Linked DNA regions of Mus musculus: region 2 is linked to region 1. Evidence: chromatin loops called from intact Hi-C (ENCODE). Cell type or tissue: gastrocnemius. All regions are shown on one strand.

Region 1 (5,000 bases):
TCATCCTGATCTCGTACCCTAGGTCTGAGAGATGATGTGAAAGAGAAACAAATAAGTACAGGAATAGGAAACTAACTGCCTTGTGCTGTCCGTTGTATGGTTCTCAGGAGCTTTTGATGTCCCCCAAAATAAAGTTCACATTTATTTTAACATCTTTAAAAATGTGTTTTATGTGTATGGGTATTTTGCCTACATGTATGTCTGCACACCACATGTGTGCAGCACATGCAGAAGCAAGAAGAGGGTGTTGAATTCCCTGGAACTGGAGTTTACAGTTGTGAGCCACCTAGTGGGTGCTGGCAATGGAACCTGGTCCTAAGCCAGGGCTTTTAACTGCTAAGCCAGCTCTACAATCCCTTGCCTTTTTTTTTTTTTTTAAGTGTGAAAAATCATTGAAGAAATGATTAAATGTTAGAGTTGGGTGAGTCCCCTGAATGGATTCTAGTCCATTGCTCTGCTCACGGTTAAGGAAAGTGCAATCTAAACATGACGGGAGGGGCTTCGGGTACCTCTATCAGATAATTTAAAATCAGCCAGCCAGTTTTGACTCAGAGCAGCTAACCTTCCTGATATAAGTACTCTATGCTCTTAAAAATGCAGGTGTGTATTCTCCCCATACCATTTCCGTTGTACTGCTTATATGTTTGTGCCTTGTCTTTTCTGCCGGATGTGTTTTGAAGATTCTCCCCAGTTTGTTGTTCTTCTGTCGTCATGAGTGAACGGTGGGAATGCAGTGTACTGAGTTCGTGGCTACTCAGCTACAATGGCATATGGATGCTTCCAAGTGTTCTTATACAAGCTAGAATGGTTATGCTATCATTGGAAGGTATGATTTTTTTTCCAGTGCTGGATGTTAAATGCACAGAGGGCTTTATCACTGAGCTACATCCCCAGCCCTGAGGTAGATGGTGACACCACGATGCTGTATGCAGGCTGTCATTCACCCAAACATCCTAAGGTGTTATTCATTGGGACATAATGTTACTCATAGATCACCTTAATGGATACATAATATTGTCCTATGTGGACCAAACATAGTTAATTTGGCTTATTTCCTGCTGTTGACATTTTACTCATTGAGTTTGTATTGTTAGCTGAAGATAGAGATCTTTGCTTATAAACCTGTGGGACTTCTTCAGCACCGTGTCCTATACAAGGAATACGGGTTTGATCAAATGAATGGGAACACTGAAGGGTTCCGGTAGGTACCAAGGGTTCCGGTAGGTACCGCCAAGTTCGCCAGGGACGATCTGTCAGGATCTGTTTTGGAAGGCTAGTAACTGGAGACTGAACAGGTCAGTTATTCCAGTTAACTTGGAATTCAGATTTGCTCTGGTTTTAATATCTGTGGAAGACTAAAAGCCGTGATTGAGATGTTAGTTTGAGGAGCCAATGGTGGTGTTCTCAACACCTGTAGGAGCTAAAGGGAAAAGTGGGTGACAGATTACAGAGAGAAAAAAAATCCAGAAACTTTCCAGTAGGGGACACTGTTGTCGTCAATTATGCTTGGAAGGATACTAAAATACAGGGCATTTTAAAGCCTGATTGGTCCGCACTTCTTAAACTGTAAAGTAAATAAGACTTAGCAGCCAGATAACATTAGCTGCCAAGTTCTTATATAATGACCACAGCGCCCCACTTCTGCTTCCATTGCTCTTCACGGAGGAAGAATTAGCGTCTGATTCCGTAACCGTGCACATGTCATATGCCAACTTGAATAGAAGGCAAAGAAGATTTGCTCTGGTCCCGAGGATCCCTTATCCGCACCTTTAAATCTGCACAGACAAAATCAGAGTAGTTTGCTTTGTGCAAACTTTGTGCATTTGAGTTGTCAGGGGTTCTTTCAGATTTCCTACATCCACACGCAGAGTTCCAGGAGCTGTCCCGAGGCGGCAGTCTGGCTGCAGGGCTGGGCAGGGAACTGGCCAGGTGTGCCGGGAAGGTGCCAACTCTTTCTACAAACAGAAGTCTTTTCCATCATCAAATGCAAAGCAGCCAGCCGTTTTCCTTCACCCCTCCAGTCCCTGGCCCCCTCATCCGGTGCCAGGAGGTAGGACCGGCTGGGAGGCGTTAACTAGCCCTTTGCTCTTTTGCCAGACCCCGGAAGGCAGCTGCAGTTCCTACGCCAGCCAGCAGGCCCATCTGCACTAGGCAGGCAAACTACAAGCTGACCCAAGGCTTGCACTAAGCCCAAATTGAGTTGTGGCATCCGGGAAGCAGAGGGAGCCAGTCTAGAAACCCCAAGTGTGAGCGGTGGAGAAGCTGGTGGGCAAAGCTCAGCCTCAGGTGGGAAAAGAGGCCTGAGCCTAGCTGCTGGCATGCGGTGTGTGAACGGGCTGCAGACGTTTGGCTCGGGTCTGCTAGTGCGCTGCCTCCACCCCTGGCACTGAGGCTGGGAGTTGACGAAACTCCCTCACCTGTCGGAACCCGGATCTGGCAGCGGGAAGGGGGCTGGCAGCCAGTGTCTGCTGGTTACAGCAAGCTTGGCAAGTGGCCCTGCCTGCACTAGGGCGCCACCGCCAAGGAGGCAGGTGTGAGACTACTCTGCGACCCAGCCTCTTGTTGCTATCCTTTGTCCCCAGGCACCGTCGGCTTGGGGTAGGACTTCAGGCAACTCCTGCAGCCTTGGCTGCAGGTTCGAGACGCTCCGCCCCCTCCTGTCACATAGAGCGGTCAGTGCTGGAGGAACCTTCCATTCCGCAAAAGTCTACGGGTTGAGGTTTTCGGAACTTTGCAAACAGGGACTAGCTGGCCCTTTATTTGCAAGCCAGGCCACACCTGCTGCTAGCCTGCGACACCCTACAGTCCCGGAGAGACCATTCTAGCAGCAGCACCGACGCCCCAACTTTTGATTCGCGGTGTGCGTTGCCTACCTGGGTACCCAGCTACAGTGTCCGGGGACGCACATCTTCTGGAGACAGCGCCAATCACACTGCCCAGTTCGCTCTTCTCTCCCTCCCAAGCGCGGGGTTGGGTGCCTGATCCCGGACCACACAAGCGCTCAGGACTCGCCTGACCTCGGAACTGCCTTCGAGAAAGCGTTAGCCTAGGAGATCCGAGCCTCTTTCTCCATACCATAGTTGGTTCAGGTGGTTTCCTCTTCAAACCTTGCGTCTGGCGCGGATAATCCGCGCGGCCGGGCGTTAAGCTCCAGGTCCCTGTCGCTCCGTCGAGGTGGCAAGCCATGGCCGGCTGCTGCTGTTTGTCTGCGGAGGAGAAAGAGTCTCAGCGCATCAGCGCGGAGATCGAGCGGCAGCTTCGCCGCGACAAGAAGGACGCGCGCCGGGAGCTCAAGCTGCTGTTGCTGGGTGAGTGGCCGCCTTTATCCAGCGCGCAGCTCTGGTGTTCTCGTCCCGGCTCTTTCCCGTCCCAACAAGCCTGCCGGGTGGCGTGCTGAGTTTCTCTATGTCCCTTCAGGGAACCGGTCTTTTTGCACCTGGGGAGCTGGGCCACCTTCGATCGTAGACTCCTGATATCTCAGAGCAGGCCAGGGCTCAACTCCTGGACCCTTGTCAGTTTCTCTCCCCCCCCCCCCAACCCGGGGCCTGCTCGCTTTTGCCCTTGGGCTCCCAGCAGGCGGCTGCTGCGGGAACCCCCAAACTTAGTTGTTGGTGGGTGGTGGGGAACGGCCTGCCTCGCAGTTTAGGTTCGGTTCTTGTTGAGGGTCTGACTGCAGGGGCCACGTGCAGCATAGTTTTTACCTGCCAGGTATGGTCATGGTGGGAAGGCTCTGTCCTCACTGTAGAGGAAACCCTAGAAACTGACAAACTGGAGAAAAGGGGAAAATGATAGCAAGTGCGCCTCGGAAGTGACACCCCTACTGCTATTCTCTCTTCTGACACCAGGACCTTCTGCTGATGACACCGGAGCCTGCATCAAGAGAGTAGCTTTAAGTCTCCCTTGGCCCACCTTAGTTTAACTTCAATGTCCAGGCTATCTCTACCAGTGCCTCCTTAGGCTTTTAGAAGGCCTTTGAAGAAGTGTTTTTAAAACAAAGAGAGAAGAGTTTAAAGTCTGATTAATTCCCCCAAGGCAAGGATCTCTTTCTTCTGGCCTGTAGAGTGTCATTCAGCCCCCATCCATTGTTGGACACTGGCCCTTTTCTTTCACCCCCATCCCCACCCCCAAAATAGCTGCTTGCATTTCCTCTGTCCTTTCAGGCTGGAGTCCTCTCTTTCACCATTTGTTTAATTATTTAATTAAGCAGTCCCTTTTGAAGACTGACTGAAGGAGAGGGCTTTTAGCCTGCACTGCCTTCACACCCGAGCAAGCCCTCCACTATGTAACTGGCTACTGCTGAGTTTAAAGGGCCTCCTTTGGTTTTCCTTAAACCTGCAAGTTCAAAGGGCTGACCACCCAGATTCCACACTCCTGATTCTTCTCTAAGGCCAGAGGAAAGTCCCTGCCAAAAGGACTCCTAGCTTACTATAAGCCAGTGAGGAGAGACCTGATTAGGGGAGTAAGCACCAAGGAAAGCTGTTTGCTGAGGCTGTAAAGACGCTGGGGACAGTAGCTTGAGGTCCACAGCTATACCTACGAGGTTCCTACAGTGGGTGGAGTGTGGGGTGGGGATGGGAAGGAAGGGCCACTTTCCACCCCTGGGGTCAGGGCTGTTCACCCAGACTTGGAATAGGCCTGGGAACTCTAGCTGAACCCTGCAGTCTGTCATCAAGTTCAGTTTGTCAAGTGTGGAGTATCACGTGAACACTAAGATGATTAACTATGCCTTCATTTGAGTTCAGATGGATACGGTCTCTTGTCAAGGGCAGACTAAACTTTAGTTCACTCGGAAATATTTAGATTCGTGTGAAGGACTGTTAGGACTATACTGAGGCTGGCCCCTTGTAAGGCAAATTATGTAGCAAGCCGAGCCATAGTGTATTACTAATAGGCCTCTTTGACAGACCTAGACATACAAATAAGTCACATTTAGCGTCAGTAACTGAACCCTCAGGCCTTCCTACCTCTTGTCCCACTCTGGCTCCCTGAAGTACTTCCTG
Region 2 (5,000 bases), 120 kb after region 1:
AGCAATGGAAAAAGCCAATCTCTCTCTTGCGCCCCTGCCTCCTTCTTTCTCTTCCTCTCCCTTCCCCCCTCCTTCCATCCCTTCCCTATAAATAACAAATTAGAGTAAGCTGTTGGAGCCTCAGGAATCTGTCTCCCTCCAGCTCTCCAATACTAGGATTACAAAGCATCTTCCACCATACCTGTCTCGTTTGTTTGTTTGTTTGTTTGTTTGTTTTTAAAACATCATCTGGGGTTAGACCCCAGGTCCTGTTGCTTGAAAGGCAACCACTTACCGAGCTTACACTCTTTCATCTGGTTATTCCTTTGACAGTGGGCATCAGCCAGTTGAAGCCCTGTCAAACTCTTCATATGTCTCTTACTATTCTGGTTCTTCCAGGCCATTTTGCTGCTCCTTTGCCCTGTCATGAACACAGTCATTTCTCTAAGGAGACTTGGTTCCTTCAACAGAGGGCACGTCAGAATTAATGTCTAAATGAACTGGCTGCTGCTTGGCTGTTTGATATTTCTCCCCTTTACTGTAGGTAGAGATACAAAGACATAAACATGCAGGCATATATGCAACAACACATACGTAATGCATGCTTACACACAAAAATTCATGTACGCATTGTAGATATTTTTATTGAACTAATTTTCCCACCTGGATTTACCTCAGACCATACTTATCTCTCCCATAGGTCACAAGACCTTCACTAAGCAAGCAAGACAATGTCAGATTTATCACCTCCACCGTCACAAACTACTTTAAAATAAAGAGAAGAAACATCATGTTTCCTGATTCTTGGTAGTGCTAAATGTACATTCCAGTTACATTTTCCTCTTTCTTCAGTGTGTATGGAGGCTGGGGCAATGGTAATGATTGATATTGTCAGTAAAGATACAAGGAGGGCAGAGCAAGAGGAATGAGAGAGGAGGCAAGAGATTTGCCAGCATTTGAGATTTTCACATGACTAAACTCACCAAATGAGAGTAAGGATCCCGAGGGAGACAAAACAACGTAGGACAAAACAACAACAACAACCAAACAAAAACCTGTTTTCAAAGATCAAAAAAGGCAGAATATAATTTGTAATTGCTGGAGTAATGCTTTGTTTGCTTCCTAAAGCAAGAAACAGTGTATATACAGTTAGACTCAGTGAAAACTAGGAGAGAGACAGCTGTCTTTTATGAGTCTCAGTAAGGTTCTAGGGGGTGTGGGGGCGGGACTCGGGTGTTCTTGGCTCTGATGGTGACATTTCTCAGTCACGGCATTTGATCCAGCATACATGCTCTACATGGTCGTTCTTTGGAAATGAGGAATTGATTTATTTTTAAAAAGGTTCTCCTGCCTTTGGCAGAGGACCAAAAATCTCTTTCAAGTCATGGAAATAACTTCCTTTTGAGACCTAACCTCTCCCTCACCCCAGCGAGCCATTGGGACCTCGGAGCAGTATAAGCAACAGACGTTCTCCTTGTGACTTCAGTGGGCTCTCTCTTCCTTGCTACAAAGCTCTGTGTCGTGATTTCTAAGGGTAAAGTGAGATGGAAGCCACTGCCATGGTGTGCAGAGGTGCTTTTAAAGACTCGGGTTGTAGTTACGGCTTGAAAACTTGGCGGTCATGTGTCTCCATTCATTCTACTGTTGAGAAGTGGGAATGAGCCTGGGTCCTGTCTTTTCATTTAGAATGTGTTGTCTAAGCTTCAGAACAGGATGTCATGTGACTTATAAGGGTGACATTCCTCTAAGTGCTGTGATGTCAGGATAGGTGAAAAGGAGTCTTGGAGAGGGTGGAAGACAGTGATAGCCCAAGGGAAGAGATCTGCCATGATAAGCCTTAGCTTCATTTCTGCCCTTTGCTGTCCAGCCCGTTGCCTGCCAGCTCCATGGAGCTATTGAGTCCCAGAAAGGCTCCTAGTCTAAAATATGGATGTGTTAAATAAAGTATAAAATATAAACTGCATTTCAAAGACAATATAAACAAAAAAGTTAACACATACATGAATAATTTTTACATCGATTTTCTTTGGAAATTATCTTTTTGATCCATTGGGTTAATTTTTATTCAAATAAATTCCCTTTAATTCTTTATATATTTTTAAATGATTTACTTAAAACATTTTAACCTTTACAAAGGGCTTTCATTATACTTGTATAAGGTAGTTGGTCTAACCTATTTCACATAAAGGAGGAAAAAAATGAGCCAAAGAGATGGCTCATTGGTTAAGAACACAAACGACTCCTCCGTAGGACTGTAATTTAGCTCCTATCACCCCCATGAAGTGCACACCTGCCTATAATGCTCATTCTGAGGGACCTGGTGCCCTCTGCTGGCTTCTGCAAGCACAGCACTCAAATGCATACCATCCCCACCACCGCCCTCCCCCGCAACAAACATCCACAAATGAAGTAAAAAATCCTAAAAACAAAAAACAAACAAACAAAAAGGAAAACGTATTTGTTACTCTGGATCTCTCACCTAGCTAAAAGAAGGGCATTGTTTGGTAGTAATGATGTTTTTATAGAATGATGTATTTCCAAGCCACATACAAAAATAAATAAGGCAGAAATGGTGGTCCTTTCTCTCCCTGTAGTTCTTTCTCTGTTGGGAAACCACATACTGGCTTATGTCCCCCGCCTCTTTTAGATCTTAAGGTTTCTGAGTAACAGTGTGTGACTCAAAATTTGTAGCTTCTTCATTGGTTCATTCATACCCATCCATTTTTAAGATTTTAACATTTTATTTTTAATTCAGACATGGCTGTGTGTTATCACAATGCAAGAATGAATTATGATTTATCCTGCCTCTAAAATTCCTGAGAGCTGGCTGCAGAGACTTAGTGATTTACAATAGGCCTCTAGAAGCCCTCGTCTGAGAGCTGTGCAAACTGTATTTAGGCCAGGAGAAAGACCACTAAGATTTGGCTTGGTTTGGGAGTACTACATAACTAGATGACTCATGATGTTATTCAAAGAGGCTCTGCCAAGTTTATTTAAAGAGGTTTTAAAAACTAATATAAACATTGAAACAGTGTCTGATTCAAGTATCAAGTAAAAAAAAAATTCTCCATCTGAAAATGCCTGCTTACACCTTCACGTATAGGCTGCTCACTAAACCACATCCTTGGCCGGACTTCCCAACAAAGCAAGTGTGCACTATGTATTGATGCTGTATTAGGAGCTTGGCTTACATCAAGGAGAGGGTCCCTGAGACCCTCTTCTTTCAACTCACATCTCTAAATCTACATCTTCTCAGATATCGGTGAGCATGAATGGTCAGGGACTGTTGACTTTTGAGAGCCTTTTATTCCAGAACTCCATAGCTCAGAGTCTACAGCCTCCTCCAGCAGGGGTACTGAAATGAGTGTGGGTTTGATGTATATTGTTTTGTTCTGTGGTGGCAGCAGTATTTCCTTTGGGGGCATACATTTTGTTCTTTTTCTTGCTTAGGAACAGGCTGAAAACTTGGTGATGAGGCTTTGGGGAGCTCCTGCCTCTTAAGGCAGTTCCAAAGGCTGTTGGAAGAACACTCTATGTGGTCTTGTGAGATAGCCAAGCAGGCTGAAATTTTACAAAAAGCAGATTCTCCGTGAGAGCGGGTCCCACACAGTTAAGATGGCGTTTGTGTAGTCTGCAGCAGACAGTCAGATATTTAAGGCTTCAAACAGTGACAGTGTTTATTAGAGCCCGTGAAAAGAATTTCTCACAGAAGGTGGTGAAAAAGATTTATTTCCATTACTCATTACACAAGCTGGAAATTGTTTAAATTCTCAGTTCTCGGCTGGAAACTTAACAAGAGTGGGTGATGAAGCCTGTTCAATGGCTATTCCAAGGCAAGACAGGTAGAGGGATGATAGGATCTTACAAGAGGTCAGCATGCGTGTTTGCTTTGATGCACGGCCCATCTGCTGATGTCTGCGTTGGAATTCTGGCTCTGTGGCCTGTGTAGGAGGGATGCACCTATGCCCTGACTCAGCCAGTCGGATACTATTGTATTCTACAAAGCCTGTTTAGAAATCAGAGTAAGCAAATAGACTCTGGGAAGAGGGACAAGGAGGCAGGGGGACTAGCATTGAGCATTTCCTAAGGTCACTTTTAGAGCTTCCTATTGGCTACTAAGTTAGCTTTTGAAATAATAATTTTTCATGTCCCTCCTTTGTTCACCGTAGAGGCGCTTTTGTCTCCAGCTTATGTTCTTTGCCATCTGCATCACCTTGAGGATCACCTATGAGGCTGCTTTTTATCACAGCTTGATGGGATATGGAGATCAACCCAAGACTGACCTCTAGAACAGGACATTCTGTACTTAATCACTAAATAGAAAATGGGGCTTACACTTCCAGTAAGATGGACTATATATATAGTTCCCCCATTTCTTCAGCTAAGTACAACTCCACACTGTAGACAGTGTGCACAGTACAAAGCTATACAAGTCGTGACAGGTAGAAGGACTACATAAGGAAGACTAGAAGAGACCACGAGATCCAAAGACTCCCTTTCATGAACTCCTAGGGCTGTCCTACTGTCTTATGCACTTTAGACGCAGCTGGAGATGGCAATGATTGGAAGTTCAGCAGGAATAAGGAGCCCCTGGGGGTAGCAAGCTGGCCCCACAGAGCCCGTCTCCATGCAGGGAAGAGTCAGTCCACTAGAGCAGCAGAAAATTGTCATATAGCATAATATTCCAATGTCCATGTTAATAATGTCATATAGCATAATACTCCAATGTCCATGTTAACTGAAAAATCACTCTTTCCATCAGGTGTGGTTCTTACTGTATTCTTGAGTATCCGTTTTCTTTACTCTTATTGTAAATTTTCATACATTTAAAAACATTTTTATGAATTTCATACATGGATACAATATGTGTATATCATAATTTCCCCCCACTATCCCCTTCTAACTCATTCTAGACCCTCCCTAACACATCTCCTTTATTGCATTAAAAAAGTGTCCATCAAGTCTAATTGGTACTCATATAAGTACTGATGCAGGACCATTTACTGGAGCATAGGCAGCCT

Evidence for each region. Hi-C counts contacts between places; a loop is a spot of excess contacts. Peaks named below come from ENCODE experiments on the same cell type or tissue, not always from the same donor. Only the 100,000 strongest peaks of a DNase experiment are listed, where the experiment ranks them.
Region 2: it touches region 1 in a loop (3-fold over the local background); 4 of 42 quality-filtered maps call a loop at or near these places.

The regions. Positions count from the first base shown.
Region 1 is chr19:16,433,510-16,438,509 of GRCm38, forward strand. Gna14 (guanine nucleotide binding protein, alpha 14) reads left to right here and starts at 2,158. Exons shown (of 7, transcript NM_008137.4): 1 at 2,158-3,308. The coding sequence starts at 3,185. In gastrocnemius, CTCF peaks have their summits at 1,486 (motif pointing right) and 2,130; DNase peaks (open chromatin) are centred at 2,132, 2,454, 2,875 and 3,246; H3K4me3 peaks cover 3,063 bases; H3K27ac peaks cover 1,577 bases.
Region 2 is chr19:16,555,866-16,560,865 of GRCm38, forward strand. All of the region lies in intron 2 of Gna14 (guanine nucleotide binding protein, alpha 14), which reads left to right. Among named protein-coding and RNA genes, the nearest start is that of Gm41811, 25 kb to the right of the region's middle. In gastrocnemius, a CTCF peak has its summit at 2,301 (motif pointing left); no DNase peak of the experiment used is centred here; H3K27ac peaks cover 931 bases.